2 separate regions of the Mus musculus genome follow, and region 1 is linked to region 2. Evidence: chromatin loops called from intact Hi-C (ENCODE). Cell type or tissue: left cerebral cortex. All regions are shown on one strand.

What was found. Hi-C counts contacts between places; a loop is a spot of excess contacts. Peaks named below come from ENCODE experiments on the same cell type or tissue, not always from the same donor. Only the 100,000 strongest peaks of a DNase experiment are listed, where the experiment ranks them.
Region 1: a loop joins it to region 2, with 2.1 times the contacts of the local background. A loop is called at or near these places in 5 of 42 quality-filtered maps.

What each region holds. Positions count from the first base shown.
Region 1 is chr17:75,023,046-75,031,045 of GRCm38, reverse strand. The region is part of intron 2 of Ltbp1 (latent transforming growth factor beta binding protein 1); the gene reads right to left. Among named protein-coding and RNA genes, the nearest start is that of Ltbp1, 22 kb to the right of the region's middle. In left cerebral cortex, no CTCF peak of the experiment used is centred here; DNase peaks (open chromatin) are centred at 3,468 and 4,238.
Region 2 is chr17:75,072,456-75,080,455 of GRCm38, reverse strand. All of the region lies in intron 3 of Ltbp1 (latent transforming growth factor beta binding protein 1), which reads right to left. Among named protein-coding and RNA genes, the nearest start is that of Ltbp1, 71 kb to the right of the region's middle. In left cerebral cortex, a CTCF peak has its summit at 4,951 (motif pointing right); DNase peaks (open chromatin) are centred at 4,608, 4,985, 5,283 and 5,519.

The sequences.
Region 1 (8,000 bases), 49 kb after region 2:
GCATCCCGGGTTCCTGGGGCTCTCTAGGACCCCGGAATGGTAGTCATACGTGGAGACCACCCATCTTCAATCAGGTCTCACCTGACTCCCCAGAGTGTGAAGCAAAACCCTTCAGTGGGTGCAGTGTCACAGCAAATGTAGGAACAGAAGCCAATAACTCAAAGAGGGTCGAGAGTATATGGATGGGGAGGGGAGGGTGAAGTCTCACTGCTAGCTGAGAGAGAGGCTATGGACCACTAGTGGCTACTGAGGGTGTGGGGAGGAGGCAGTCCGTTTTCCCCAGGGGTCAGCCCCCGGGAGGCTTCCCATGTTCATACAGACAATACTGAGTAGTCTCAATGTCTTGTTTGTTTTTAAGAGCACATGAAGTTGGTAGGATGATGCTGGGTGTGGACAGGAGAGAAGTTGGAAGGGACTAAATTAGGGGAGTAGATTTGATCAAAATGCAGTATGTGTATTTATAACATTCTCAGGTATTAAAAAATATTATTTAAAGGTTAAACATGCTTATCTTTCGTTAACTATTAATAAGAAGTCTGTGGTTTTCCTATTTGCTGTCTTAACAAATTACCACTGACTGGGTTGACTTTAAAACAACCAAAATGTATGCTGTCACAGTCCCTGAGGTTTAAAAGCCTGAAATTCCATCTTAGTGGTATGGAATCACCACGCTGGCAGTGCCACAAGGACCCTAGTCTCTCCAAAGCCTCTTAGAGGGAATCCCTTCCTGGGCCTTCCTGGGTACAGTGGCTGCTGGCATACGGTAGCTGGTGGCTGCAACGCTCCAGTCTGTTTCTACTCTTCCATTGCCTTCAACTCTATCCTGCCATCAAATCTTCCTCTATCCCTTACAATGTGCGGTGCGACTCCAGGAAAGTCTCACCACGACAAGATCCTTAGCTAACCCATATCTGCCAAGTCCTGGCCACCCCAGATGCCATCTGCGGGTTCTAGGGATTAGGACTTGCCATGTATTGAGGTAAACATGTCTGACACAAACGGATCCATAGAATTCTCCATGATAAACATGGCTAGAGGCGATCTAGAGTAGTGACGGTATGTGGATGTGACACAGCCCCAAGCTTCACTTCCTAAAGCAATTATTCTGAATGACAACCCTGTTTCCAAGATCCTCACCCGGCAGCCACTGGGAGCTCCTGGGATTCCCCAGCTTATGGGGGACAGGCTGAAGCTTAGTTTCGGGGAGTACATTTCGTCACCAAGCAAATGGCCTATCAGCTTTTCCAATTCCTTCCACTTCCCTGAGGAAGAAACACTGAGGGGAAGCTGCCTCACAAACTATAAAAATCCTCAATCCCCATTTTGAAATATGTTTAATGCTCCCCAAGCATAATGGGAAATAATAGCAGACATGGCTTAAGCACATCATGAACTTATTTGTCAATTAACAAATGTATATGGGTGCCAGTGGGTTTCTATTATTCAAGTTGTGGGAGATGGTGAATAATATGCTATCATCTATTACAGAAAGGTTAGTGTTAGTCACAATTATTTCTAAGTACACTGCCAGTCGCATATAAGCATCTTAAAATGTATGTCATTTGTTCACACATTTGATCAAGCAATGCTACTGTTTGTCCTACTTAGAACTCAGATTTGCAGGGCAAGAAGAACCCTGGTTATCCTTGGAACAAGAGCATCACTAAGTTGTAAACTGTGGGAGTTTAAAGATATAAAGGATCAAAGAGCCAAGTTCCACAGGACATGGAGGCAGAGCAACTGTGAAGCATAAACAAATACACATTTCAAAAATTGAGGTGAAAATGCAAGGTAATACTGTATGTTTAAATCATTTGTGTAAATTTCATGGTTGCTGAATGATTCTTAACAATGTGAATTTTATTATTGTGAAAAATTTTAAAGAGTGCTCCAATATATTACTGCTTGTTAAAAAAAAAAACAAAAAAAACAAAAACAAAAACAAAAAAAAAACCTCAATCCCTTGGCCCAGCATGCTAACAGGCAGGCTCCAACTGATGTGACTCGATTGGGAATGATAGCAAGGACAGCGACCCTGACCCTGGACCACAGACAGTGAGGAACTTCCTTCCTTCTCTCCTTTCTACCGACATTCTCACGTTTCATCCCTTTCTTCTCTTTTTGCTAGACTCCTTCAAACTACCTTCAGTCAAGAACCCCTCCTCCTCAATCTATACCCCCAGCAGATACACATCACCCTGGCTGCAGGAAGAGTGAGGGATGGCAGCTTTTGTCCTGCATTGACTCAAACATAGCCAACAATAGTCTGTCCATCCTACATCCCTCCCATGTAAGACCTTCCCCTCCCATCACCAAATGCTGTTATCTAGTCCCCTCTCCCTGAGTCTGGACTCCCTCTGCACTAGGCTTCCACCAACCCATTCCCTCCCCAAGAGCACCCTAAAGGCATCAGTCTGATTCTCTACCCTGAGAGCTGAGTCTCGATTCCCTCACAGAATATATGCAAATCGAATTCAATTATCCATATGTATAAGGTGTATCTATGAGATGTTGCTACAGTCAACTGGCTGATGAAAGGCAGCTCTGGCTCACAGTGAGAGAGTCTATCATGTCAAATAAAGTGTGGCAGCAGGAGTACGAGGCTGCTGGGCACATCTGGACAGATAAGGAAGCAGAAAGAGTGGGTCCAGGCTATACATTTCAAGGCCCACCCCCAGCAACCGACACCTTAAGGTTTACTTCCTAAAGGTCCTATAACCTCTGCAAACAGTACTGCCTGCTGGAGAATCAAGAACTCAAACAAACGAGCCTACAGGGGACTTTTAATACCCAGACCACAAAAAAAAAAAAAAAAGGTACAAAATGCAAACCTAATGAACTCAACAGGCTCAGAAGACAAGATGAGAAACTCATTCATTCAAAAAGAACACCAGCTGAATACCAGTCATGCACCAAGCGCGGGGCACACTTGAAGGACACGTTTTGCACTTGACTTGCTTAAAGGGATAGATGAAAAGACTCTCAGAAAGCCAGGAATTAGCATGTCATCCCTTCTTGGCAGAAAAAGCTAGAGATAGATGCTTGGGAAAGAAGAGGCCATCAGAGGCCAGACAGGCTAAAAGTACAAAAAGAACAGAGAGTACAAACCTCTTCCCTAGTTTCCAGAAAATAAAGGAAAGCAATTGGGGAAAAAGACGTAAATGACACTCCTGGTGTGCCCTGGAAAGCCACACGGAATCCAGCCATCCCTGTGCGTCTGCATCCATATGTCTACAACCTGCTCCAGTAGGGACCTGGAACCTTGAGAGAAAGACGGGGACCTTGAGGTATTTAACCCCAAAGAAGAATGCAAGCTCCTAGAGAAAGTCCTGGATGTTGGTGAAGACAGCCACAGATGCTTGCTTGGTTAACCAAATCAGTATTGCTCAACCCCAGGAGGGTGGGAAGATCCTACACTCCCCCCGCCCCCACTGGAATCCCCAGTGACAATCTGAGGCTCATTTTCCCACAGAAATCTCGCCAGGCATGGCAGCTGAGCTCCAACCAGGACAAACACCATCTGTAGTCTGCACAGATCCTGGGAGACAGGAAGATGAAAACAGGCTGGCTCTGAGTCTGAACCCTGCCTTGGGTTCGTGCATCCATAAAACGTGGAGATCCACCGAAACCCTGGTGGAGCAGCTAGCTCAGCATAGGGCCTGGCACAGTTAGGGCTGAGTCTATGACATCATGTTTCAGGAGACCACTCTGTAACAGGCCACCAGACAACAGAGTTCTGTCAAGTACACCACTTGTCCAAACACAGGAGACCTTCTGCATTCCAGATGATAACAATTGAGCCTTTCCACATAATAGCAATAATTATATCCATGCTAGTTTAACAAAACAGAACAACTTATCCAAAATGTAAGACCACTTATAACCAATATCTAGATAGTACTTTTTTCCTGGTACAGGGTCTCACTCTGTAGCCCAGGATGGACCTTAGGACTTCAGATCTTCCAGGAAACTGGGACTGCAGGTGGGAATCACCATATCCAGCCTTCTATAGCGCTTTTCTATCAAGAAATTTGAAAGTGTATCTCCCGTGTTATGATCCCACCCTAGAGGAAACACGTATAGAATTTTGCCAGACTTTTTATAGAGAAAGGTAGAGTCCAGAGACCTCAGAGAGTCTTGCTCGTCTCCTCACTCTGTTGTTCCACTGAATTAGGGCAGGAGTTCCGAGAGACAGAGCTGTCTTACTCTGACCCATCTGGTGTGGCTGAGCTTGAATGTGCTGGATTACTTTCCTGTTCTGGAAAACCACCTACGAAACCTCACTACAACCAAGCTGAGCAATGGCGAATGTCAGAAGAAAAAATGAAAAGAATCCCAACGTTTATTCAGAGTAGAGAAGGGGAGGAAGAGGATGGTCAGGTGGGACACGGAAAGAGAATGACTCAGCCAAAAACCACTAGAAGGCGGGACAGCAGAATAGTTACTGTCATTGGCACTGGTACCAAAAAGACAACCTTTCCCCACCCAGGTGAATCCGGCTGAAGGCACACACACACTAAAAGTGCCTCCCATTTTTTTAAATAATATTTTTTTGTTTGAAGGTTGTGTGCATGTGTACAGCATGTACTGATCATATTTGGCCACCACTATCTCCGTCCAGCTTCTCCTTATGCCCTTACCCTGTCTCCCACCCAACTTCACGTCCTTAGTCATATTGCTATTAACATTAACAGTTGAATCCAGTTAGCTCTGCCCATATGTGCACGGTGTGGTACGAGCAACCTACCACCAAAGAAGGGTGATCTTGTACGAGCAACCTACCACCAAAGAAGGGTGATCTCTCATCCTCAGCGGCCATCAATTGGTAGTAGCTCCTACAATGGGGGCGTAGGGGGGAACTCTTCCTCCTTCGTGCTGGAATTTTGATTGGCTTAACCATCCCAGAAGACGTGAAGTATTAAGTGGTGCTGCCTCTCTCGGCTGACAAACACCAGGACTCTGAGCTGTGCACAGAGCCACCCCCTCTCTCTCTATGGCACACCTCACAGCGTATGCTCTCTGTAAGTGGCATCCTCGCTGGAGACCTCTGTGGAATGGCCTGAGAAGTTAAACTCATTAAAAACATATGGAAATTCCTTCATAATCCCAAATGTACCCCCTGAGAATAAAAAAGAGAGAGAGAGAGAGAGAGAGAGAGAGAGAGAGAGACCTAAATCAAATGTCTCAGAAAATTCTTCAGGGCTCTTTTGCCAATCTGTGATCCAATGCTCTGACCTAGATTCTGTGTTAAAGAGGAGGACGATCCTTGGATAGGGTTCCGTAATGATCCCCCCAAATTCTTAACAATCAAATCTAAATCATCTCTTTTTTTTGTTGGTGTTTTTTTGGGAAGGAGGGGTGTCAAGGCAGGTTTTCTCTGTGTTGTTTTTCCTTAGCTGTTGGAGAACCCTGCTGTTAGGGTCACAGTCCACCAAGTTGGGAGAGCTCTCTCCGAGCTCAGTGCAAACTGGAGGATTCCCTTTCTCGTCCTGACCCTGTCTGGAATAGAGCATAGAAGTTTTATCTGAAGCCCCTGTGCAGAGCTCTCTGCAAACTCTGCACAACTCCACACGCAAGCCCTGCTCTGTCTGGCTCCCCACCCTAGTGATAATTAGGTACTTCGTTATAACCAATCAACCCGTTCCATCCACACCCCTAAGAGTTCTCATATACCCTACCTACTCCTGGGACAACAAAGAGCGCTGTCTCACTGAAGCTGTCTCCAGAAGCCCTTCCACGGTACTCACAGCTGTCTGATCCCTGCTTGATGCGTCTGTTCCCTCCACCCTCATGGTCCACTGGCCAGTGACTCTCCAAGAAGAAGGGAGACCCACACCTGGCTGCCCTGGAACTCACCAGGCTAGTCTAAATGTCAGAAATTCACCTTCCTCTGCCTCTCAAATGCTGGCATTAAAGCTGTAAGCCACCTCTGCATCAAGGATTCTTTAGAAGTCTGTAAATTTGTCATTTTTGTTCTTAAAATATAACCTTTCCATCTCAAGTCAAGTATGTCCAGAGCCTGAAAAATCTAAAAATCTGAAGCAGGAGCATCAGGAATTGAAACCCAAGACATCCAGGAAATAACAAAGCAGATACAACCTGGGCTACACAAGACCCTGGTTCAACAAAACTAAAGCAAACCAAATAAAAGTCAAAGTAAAAAATGTTTTAAAAAGTGCCAGCAAGATGGCTCAGTGAGTGACATGCCTGCCATCAAGTCTGCTCCCTGAATCCAGTCCCAGGACGCACAAGGTGGAAAGAAAGGCCAACTCCTTCAGGTTATCCTCTGATCTATATATGCATGCCATGGCAAAGCACACACACACACAATTAATCAGTTAAGTGGTTAGTTAATTAAATCTAAACTGCAAATAAGAGTGTAGGAAAAAAGAGGCCATTCAGATGGCTCAGTGAGTAAAGGTGCCTGCTGCCAAGACAGGAGGCCTAGGTCTGATCCTAGGGACCCACACGATAGGAGGAGAGAACAGACTCCCTTGGGTTGTCTGCCCCCAATCTCCACGGGCTTGTCAAGGCAGGTGCCCCATTCCCCAACCCCAACCCCCATAAAGAAACTAAAAACAAAAAACAAAAAACAAAAAAAAAAACTCAACTTACAAAACCAAGGCTCTGTATAACTAAAGTTATAGAGAAAGCAAGTGAGATTAAGAAAAAATATTCACTCTTCTAGTTCATTTATCAAATGAAAATTAAACTGCGAGTCCTCCATATGGCTATTAGGATGGACAAAACCCAGCTGGTACTATCAAATGCTGGCAAAGATGTAGGTAGAGGAAAACTATTCTAACTTCTTGCTTTAAAGTGGTACAGTCATACTGAAAGCCAGTTTCAGTATCTTAAAGGGAAAGTATCTATGCTGTGACCACATATTCCAGCTATCACACCCTCTGGTATGCCCCCAAACCAGATGAAAAATGATATCACACCAAAACCTAAGCAAAATGTTGTAGTATCTCAATTTATAATCCTCAAAACTTAGAGGCAACCAGAAGCCCTTAAGTCAGGGACCAGATAAACTATAAAACAGGCGAACAATGGAGTATTATTTCACACTAAAGAGGCATGAGCTGCCAAAGTATAAGGAGCTGTAGAGGAGCCATACTGGTGTGGAAAAGCCAATCTTACAAAGTGGCATCAGGCAGGATCCCAACTATGTGACATCCTGGAGAAAAACAAAACTTCGGGGAATCTATGGTTGCCAAGGGTTCCATGAGAGGAAGGAATGACTGGGCAGCCAACAAGACTCAGACCAGGGCAACTGTGGTGTGGAATATACAGTGGGCATCCCTGTCATGTATACATTTGTCAAAATCCACAGCAAGCACTCAAAAAGTGAGCCCTTTTGTACGATTTGTTTATAACAGACATGAGGGGATACTGATGTGTCTCTGTAGGTTCAGAAATGGCAATGAGTATCCCACTCTGGTGGAAGAGCTTTGATGAGAGGAGGGGCTATAGGAGAGTGGGAACTAAGATGCTAATGAGGACTCTATTTTCTGCCCAATTTTGTTTTCAACAGAATGAATTTTAAAATGAAAAATAGGGCGGTAACATAGTTCGGCAAGTGGAGGTCTTGCTGGGCAACCCTGGTGACCTGCGTTCATCACCCAAAAAACCCACATACAAGCTGAATGAGAAAAGCAACTTCTGAAAATTGTTCTCTGACCCACACATGCATGCATGCACATGCATACACACACACACACACACACACACACACACACAAACATGCAGGGGAACTGATAATAATGAATAAAATGAATAAAAATTTAAAGAGAATAAATCAAATAACAAAAATTTTTGCTTTTCTACCAAACTATCTTCTCATACTGAGACTAAAACAAAACAAAACAAAACAAAAAACAAAAAACTGGAGCTTTAACATATGTATTTTAAAAGTAATTCTTCAAATCTGGGTCTTTTCACAATTTCAGCTCTAATCTCTAAGTCTGTGGCCTTTACATGAGATTGCAACATTTGGA
Region 2 (8,000 bases):
AGCAGAACCATAGAGCTACAAAGAAGACTGAGACTAGACCAACTGCCTGGAAAAAGAAAAACTCAGCCAAGCTGCCTGGAAGAGGTTCAGACCAGAGTCACTTGGAACACTCTCCAACCTGTTGAGCTGGCTGCAGGCTGTGCAGTGTGCTCCAGGTACTCAGTTTTTGTGCATTGTCACTTGTAAGGTAGGGTGAGTTTTGGTGATATAGCTGTCTTTAAGTCATGCATTGTTCCTGTAAGTAGCCCCTCATCTCTGCTCCTTTTAAAAACCCAATAATCCCTATGTGGGATGAGTAGATGTATGTGTTGAATATCCCCAGGGAAAAGTTTGGTCATCAGCAACTGGTCAAAAGAATAGAATCTCCAGCCCGGGAAGAGACCTAACACTCCAGTCCAATCTCCTGGCCAAACACCATTCCTAAGAAGGCAAGTTCACCTCAAGCCACCATTACAGAGAGAAATGGGTTAATTATTCTTTTAATGAAATACTCTACCTGCCTTCTCAGAATTCCTCACCGTGCACAGGTTCTACAAGCCTCCATGAGGTTCTGATTGATTGACCCACTAACTCCAAAAGGAATAACGTTGTTCCTCTGTTTTCCAACTTTATCTTTGGGGTGTAGCGGGAACATAAATATGCCTTTCCTCATACCTCGGGCTGTTCCACCTCCCACCATTTGGCTGTCGGCTACTATGCAGCAGGCCTCCACGCCAGTGGCTCAAACATCACAGCTCCCCCACCTCTCTCAATCGTCTTCCTCCAGGCAGCTGCTGAAGTTTACAGCCTGCCTACTCTAGGGTGTCTTTAATTCAAATAAAGTTAGCCTTGAGATGACATGTGAGTTCACTCTTAAATTATTTTATTAATGATACTGTGACCCCCAGGGGGAGATCCCTGTATCATCTGGCCACCAAGAAAGAATTCCCCTACAAATTTCCATCACACTATCCATAAGCACTATCTAATTCTACCTGGGTTTTCTGGCTACTCTTGCACATACCTACATACATAAACATCTCTAAACTATCAGGCCTGAAAACAAGATGCATTTTTTTCCTAGATTAGTGAATCTAAGGTTTCTCTTCTCCATAAAGTTTACCTAGACATTCCTTCCACTTAGAAGTTCTTAGCTCTAAGACCAGGAGACCTGGTGTCTCGGTTAGATCAACTCTAACACCTTTCAGGGAATGATAACTAGGTAAAACACACATTCCACCATACATGTTAGTGAGCTTCGTTTTTAATTCCAACTTGCTGCCTATTTTACAGGATTTGAGGTACACACCATACCCATCTCACAAGATACCCATCCTTTAGAGTCTTTATTTTAGGCAATTCTGAGACTGAGAACAGCTATGAAATTTTAGTCTTAAATGTTAGTCTACACATTCTCAAACTGTTATAGCAGGAGAAACAGGGAGCAGCGGTTAGTATAAATTCAAGAACACTTCGAATTCGTGGCAATAGCTATGGTTAGCAAAGCACATTCAAAGGGAAGGGAGAATTTAACTCCGATTTGATCGATACCAACAAGCTCAACAGATTTGATCAAAACCAACGTCAAGCAGGACCCCATTGTGATGCTGTTGCCAATCATGAAGTCACATGATTAAAGATTATTGGTATGTGTCGGCCATATTGGCACCAGGGGATTTATGAATTTTATAAAGGTAGTTAGTGAGTTTTCAATCCCATTTCCACTGTCAGTTTGTAGCAAGTCATCTTGACAACCAAGTAGTTTTGTTCCTCATCGTATAAAAGTTTTCAGATATAGGAGAAACACATAAGAATCACTTTATGGCTCTGTGGCCATCATCTTCTTGTTACAGAGTGAGAATTCCTAGCCCTCTCCCCATCTTGTTCATCTATGCCCACCCTTTCCTTACTCCCCCCAAAACACTGCACTCAGAGTCCTCAGCCACATTGTGGAGGCCCGTGGTTTTCAACCTCCTAACACTGCAACCCTTTAATACAGTTCCTCATGTTATGATGACCCCCCAAACATAAAATTATTTTGTTGCTGCCTCAGAACTGTAATTTTGCTAAAATTATCAATCCTAATGTAAATATCTAATACGTAAGATATCTGTCATGGTACCCCTGTGGAAGGATCATTCAATCCCCCAAGGGGTTGAGACTCACAGGTCAAGAACCACTGGGCTAGAGGATGAAGTTGCTTGACTGTGGGGAAAGGCACATATCTGTAAGTAGTCCCCCATGTTCTCGACTCTAATTCGAGGATCCTGTCTGCGTGGTCATAGTCAGGACTTCTTAGTCCTGGCCATCTCTAGCCCTTGGTCCCCTGGACTCAAATTCTTCCTCCTTGGCAAGTGTCTGGTTATGCTTACACAAAGACTTCAAAGGACAATGTGAAGGAATTACATCCTTAAAACTTCAACCTAAATGAAAATTTAAGTCGAAGTTTTACTGAAGACATAAAGGTTGGCTTAGCTTCTAGCTGGAAGGGACTAGGGTGGTTATTCACTAACCTTGTGATTAGAGCTCATTTGTGGCAGGAAGGAAGATTGCCAGAACAAGCCTCGCTCTGGGGTAAAATACTGTGGTGAGAAGAAAAATACCGTCTTCCCCATCCCAAGAGTCTCCCTTGTTCTACTGTCCAGAACCTATGTTGATGTTGCACAATAAAGGGGAATTAAAATCGTGGATACAATTAACATTGCCAATCAGCTGGCCTTGAGATACATATTCAGACAAACACAACATAATAATAAGTGCCCTTAAAAGAGGAGCAATCCCAGTGCATAGTAGCTGACGTAGGAGGACTGTGGGTTTAAGGACAATCTGAGCTATTTAGCAAAATGGGGGGGGTGCGTGGGGGGAGAAAGGAAAGGAGAGAGTGGGAAAAGAAGAGAAGAGAGTAAAAGAGAGGATAGGAGGAGAGGTAGAGGGGAAGAGGCGGAGAAGAAGAGGAGGAGGAGGAAGAGACTACTACAACAGGAGAGTTGCCAACACAAGAAAGGCTCAGCCCAACACTGCTGGCTTTGAAAATGAACGAGGGAGTCACAAGACAAAGAAAGCAGCAACATCTAGTATTTGAAGAGCAAACTGCTATCCATTCTTCTACAAAGCCAGAAGGAATACAGTGCCAATGACATCTCCTTATAGCTCCCTGGGACCCATCTGAGCTTCCTACCTCAGAACGATGAGGCAAATGTGTGAAAGGACTAGACGTGTGGCAGCTGTAACAGCAATGACAGAGAACTCACACAAACACAATTTTTAAAGCCTCCGCATTTTAGAGGTTACATTTGCAGAGTGCCTACAGTGCAGGCTGGAGGGCACAGGTGAAAATAGATGAATACCTTCAGACAAGTTCCTTAACACCCCCAGCCAACACCTGAGCTGCTGCATCATGTCAGATGGGGATAATTAGTACTACAACTTGAAGGAAACTGGTCTGTGCTGAGCCCTAAGTACCTGGGACAATGGAGGCTTTGGAGTCCTGAAGAAACTGCTTGGAGAGTGGACTGACATTTTTCTTAAGAGACTGGACTCATTTTATTAAGACTACATTTGGTCTCAAGAAACTAGATTCATTACTGAAAGGGGGCTATTAAAAATCAACCCTGGCTCACTTGCTTGCTTCTTCTCTCTATATCATTTTCCTCTCCTCTCTGTCCTTTCCTTCTCTTCCCTCCATACCTACATGGTCACCCAGTCTTGGGCTATCATCCTCCAGAGCGATAAACCAACCACTTTTCTTTGTATTCAGATTCAGGTATTTTGCTATAGCAGCATAAAACATACTAGGACAAGCAGTATCTATTTCACATTCTTTTGAAAAGATTAAATAATATCGTCCCCCAAAGCAATGAGAGCAATGCTTGGCACAGCACAGACACCCAGTAAACACCGGCTCTTACCATCCATCACACAGCGTCATTCCACTGTGCAGATATGAAACAACTAAACTGGGGAACAGACTGGACCCAAACTAGCACTTGCCCTTTTTAGATGAAAATTTTTGAGTTCCTATCAGAAGTCTTTCAACATAATTGACCAGAATTTAAGTCAAGGCAATCGTCGGTTCTTTATCAAACTGCTTGAGGACACTCTTTTCTCATGGGGCCTAGCAGTGTACAGAGCTCTCAAAGAACACGGGCCATCTCCCCCATCTCACCTTATGGTCTATTCTTCCTTCAAAGTCTACCTCGAGAGTTCTTTTATTCCAGTCCCTCAGGGGACCGGGAAGGTGACTCAGTGGATGGGAGTGCTTACTGCATAAGCCTGCAGGCCTGACTTTGATCCCAGCACCCACATTTAAAACAGGGGGTGGGGTGGAACTCACTTTGTAGACCAGGCTGGCCTCAAACTCAGAAATCCACCTGCCTCTGCCTCCTGAGTGCTGGGACTAAAGGCATGTGCCACCACCACCCGGTGAAATGTCCTGTTCTTAACATGGATGGCGCATAAGAATGCCTTTGCTCATCAGTCCCAGGTGACCTCAAGCTTGAAAGGTGGGAAGACATATATGGTGATAAAAACAATCACTGGTCCTGTTTTAGTTCGTATTCCAACGGAGCCTTGGGATGATGCCACAGTCCTCTTCTTCCGCACCATCAGGCCGACAGCAAAGCCTGCATCTGCCTCTCAGACTTGTCAGGCAGGTGAAGAGCACTAAGGAAAGGCCAACTCAGCACCAAACTGTCTGGGACTTTACAAACACAAGCAGTGTAAGCCCAGTGGAGTGCGACTCACACTCTAAGTACCCATGGAACACACTGCAGGCAGCGCCTTTACCACTATCAATACCTTTCCTCTCCAGGCAAAAAGAGAAAAGAAAACGTTAAAAGGCTTTCATCACTTTTGCACATACGCATGCTGAGGCCAGAAGTCGACGTCATTGTCTTTCTCTATCACATCCACATTATTCTTTTTGTATGTGATTTGCCTGCATATATAGCTGGAAGCCACGTGGGTGCAGTACTCACAGAGGCCAAAAGAGGGCGTAGAAACTCCTGGAAATGGAGTTACAGTTGTGAGCAGCCGTATAGGTTAGTACTGGAAACTAAACCTGGGTTCTCTCCAAGGGTACTGAGTGCTCTTAACCGCTGAGCCATCTCTCCAGTCTCTCTACCGCTTGCTTGTTTGTTTCTTTGTTTCTTTGTTGAAACGGTGTTTCTCACTCAGCCTGGTAACATGGCTGGCCAACAAGCTCAAGGGAACACCTGTCTCCACCTCTTAGCATGAGGACTGTAGCTGTGTAGTGCCCACTTTAGCGTTTCGGAAAAACGTTTTCTAATGTTATGCAAAGCTCTGCTGAAGCTCCCCCTGTATGCCTCTGTGTGCAGGGAAGAGAAACTGCAAGGAAAAGTACGAAGAATGTTGTAAACGCAGGGAAGCTCCGAACAGAAGTGCAGGCGAGGCATCACCTCTGTGAGGGGTCCACTTACAGCAGGGGCTGCTGTAAGTCTTAGAGATCACTTTGTGACAGTAGCGATTCGTGCACTGGAAATCCTTTGGCTGTTTTAATACGTTCTATCGAGGCACCAATAGCAAGTATTCACGCTGCAGAACAGGAGAAATCTCTCTCTAAGGCATGCGCCACCACTGCCCAGCTTAAGGCTTCAGCTCTTGACATAGCTTTACAACGAGCTTTCTTATTGTGGGGAACCAAAATGGAGGAAGGTGAGGAAAAGTTCAAATACAGAGAGCAAACTCCTGGGCTGCCGCTGTCTTTGTGGAGGGCAGAGCACTCTAAGGTACCCATCGCCATTGGTGGCAAAGCGCAGGTCTGTTTCAAAGATTCCCAAGGGCAGTAATTGTTGCCAGGAAGGCAGGAACCTGACAGAGTTGAAGCTCCACATTGCCTCTCCTCCTTCGTGGTGGGGACTTCACTCGGCATTTCTCTCATCCAAACCAGGAGATAAATGTCAAGTAGTCATTTCTCAAGAACTTTAAAAGTAGAAGGCGTCCCTTCTGCGTGGACTTTTACAAGACCTCCTCTATATTTAGCAACTATCTGGCCTGCTATAAACTCACTTGGTAAATATAGAACTCATTTCAAGCCAGTCCTGTTTTTTAAAACGAACAAATTCAAATTCACTTCTTTTGCCTTCTTCGCACCCATGAGGGGAAAGTGCCAGGAGAGAGAATTATTAGTGTCTTTAATGAGAAAAACTAGTTTTTCTAGACTAGCTAAGCACCCTCCTTTGTTGCCTCAGGATACCAGGAGACGGAGAAAACCACCAAGCATTACCCCAGAAAATGAGAAGGCCGGGCTGCATGTGAGTTCTCCAGATAGATTTGACATCCATATCCTGAGAGAAACCAGACTTCCTGCTCAGGCTCAAAGAGGGGGACTGGGCACATTGTCTCCTCCATGAGGGCTTCCTCCTCACCCGGCAGAGATAACAGCTCTGCACTTGGCAAAGTGGTGCTCATTGTACCAACAGTCCCCAAACAACTAACGGACCTAGCAAATAAACAATGTCCCTTTGAGCTCTGGGTCAGGCTCCCATGGTCAGCGACTGTATCACCCATCATGAGTAATAGGATAAAAGCGGGGGAGGCATTCTACAAGAACCCGGCAAGCCGTTTTAGAGGCACTGAGAGTTGTAAACGAACTTCTTTGGAAAACATCTAATGAGTTTATGAATGACGAGAGACAGTACAAAGTTGAAGACAGCTGAGCCATTTTGACCGGTGCTCCTGTGTGAATTATTACACAGCTCGTGCACACTACCACCTGTTCACATAAAAATCAAAGACAGATCGGGGCATGGACCTACAACCTAGCAGTGGCTGATCTGGGGCCACCCTGACAGTTTACATCTGAATAACATCTATAGGGCGCAAGTGTGACAGTGACCTCAGTTATCCTGCAGAATTATGAAGTAGATAAGAATTTAAAGAAAGCTGGGGTTGGGGTGGGGGATAGATCAACCGGAAAAATGCTAGGCTTGCAAGCACAAGAACCTGTATTTGATCCCCGAAGAACACACATTTCTTCTTCTTCATCATCATCATTATCATCATCATCATCATCATCATCTGGATACGGTGACACTCTTTTAATTCCAGCCCTGGGGTGGCAGAAACAGAGAATTCCTGGGGTGCAGTGTGACCAGCCATCCTAGACTACTTATTGAGTTCAGCCCAGTGAAAGGCCCTGTTTATACACGCACACGCACATGTACACGCCTATGGTTCTAACACAGTGCAGCTTCCCCGGGCACATAAAGTGTCCAGACAGCAAGGAAAATTGTGGCATTCTCCTACCAGAAACTTTCTTGGGTTTTGTTTTATTAATTGATCTATTACAATTTTTTTTTCTCCAGAATGTAACAAAAATTATCACCTCGTAGCTGATCCTGAGCTACTATACCTCCACCCACTGGATTTAGTGGTTCAGATTTCAGACACCATATACCTTACAGATGACGCTTTGCTGTGATCTCCACCCCCACCCCCACCCCCCGGCACACAACACAAAGCTATCCTTTTAGACGTCTCATCAGCACTAACATTTTCCTGATGACCCTATAGCCCATCTTTGTCTGATATTTATTTGCAGTGTGTTTGAATCATGACAGAAGTATAACCCAGTTGTTGAGAATAACTAATGAGTTTCTTATTTTTTTATACACTATAATTTCTCTTCCCTTTGCTTTCGTTGTGGGTTGTTTTTTTAATGTGTTTGTTTCTCTACTTGACGGGCACTGTTTTATCAAAATGTCACTCAGTAATCTGTTTTTTCACCAGGCCTTGAACAACAGACTGCCATTACTCTTATCAGATCACATCCTTACTGTGGCCTCTTTTACTGTTGCTGTGTTAAAATTCTCCAACCAAAGTAACTCCAGGGAGTTGTTTTGGTGAGTTCATCTTGGCAGGGAAGGAGAAGGCCCAGAGCTTGAAGCAGTTCGTCACAACACATCTACCGTCAGGACCAGAGAGTAATAATTGCCTGCTACTTCTCAGGTCCCATTCTCCGTTTATACAGACCAGGGTCCCAGCCAGAGATCAGTACCCCT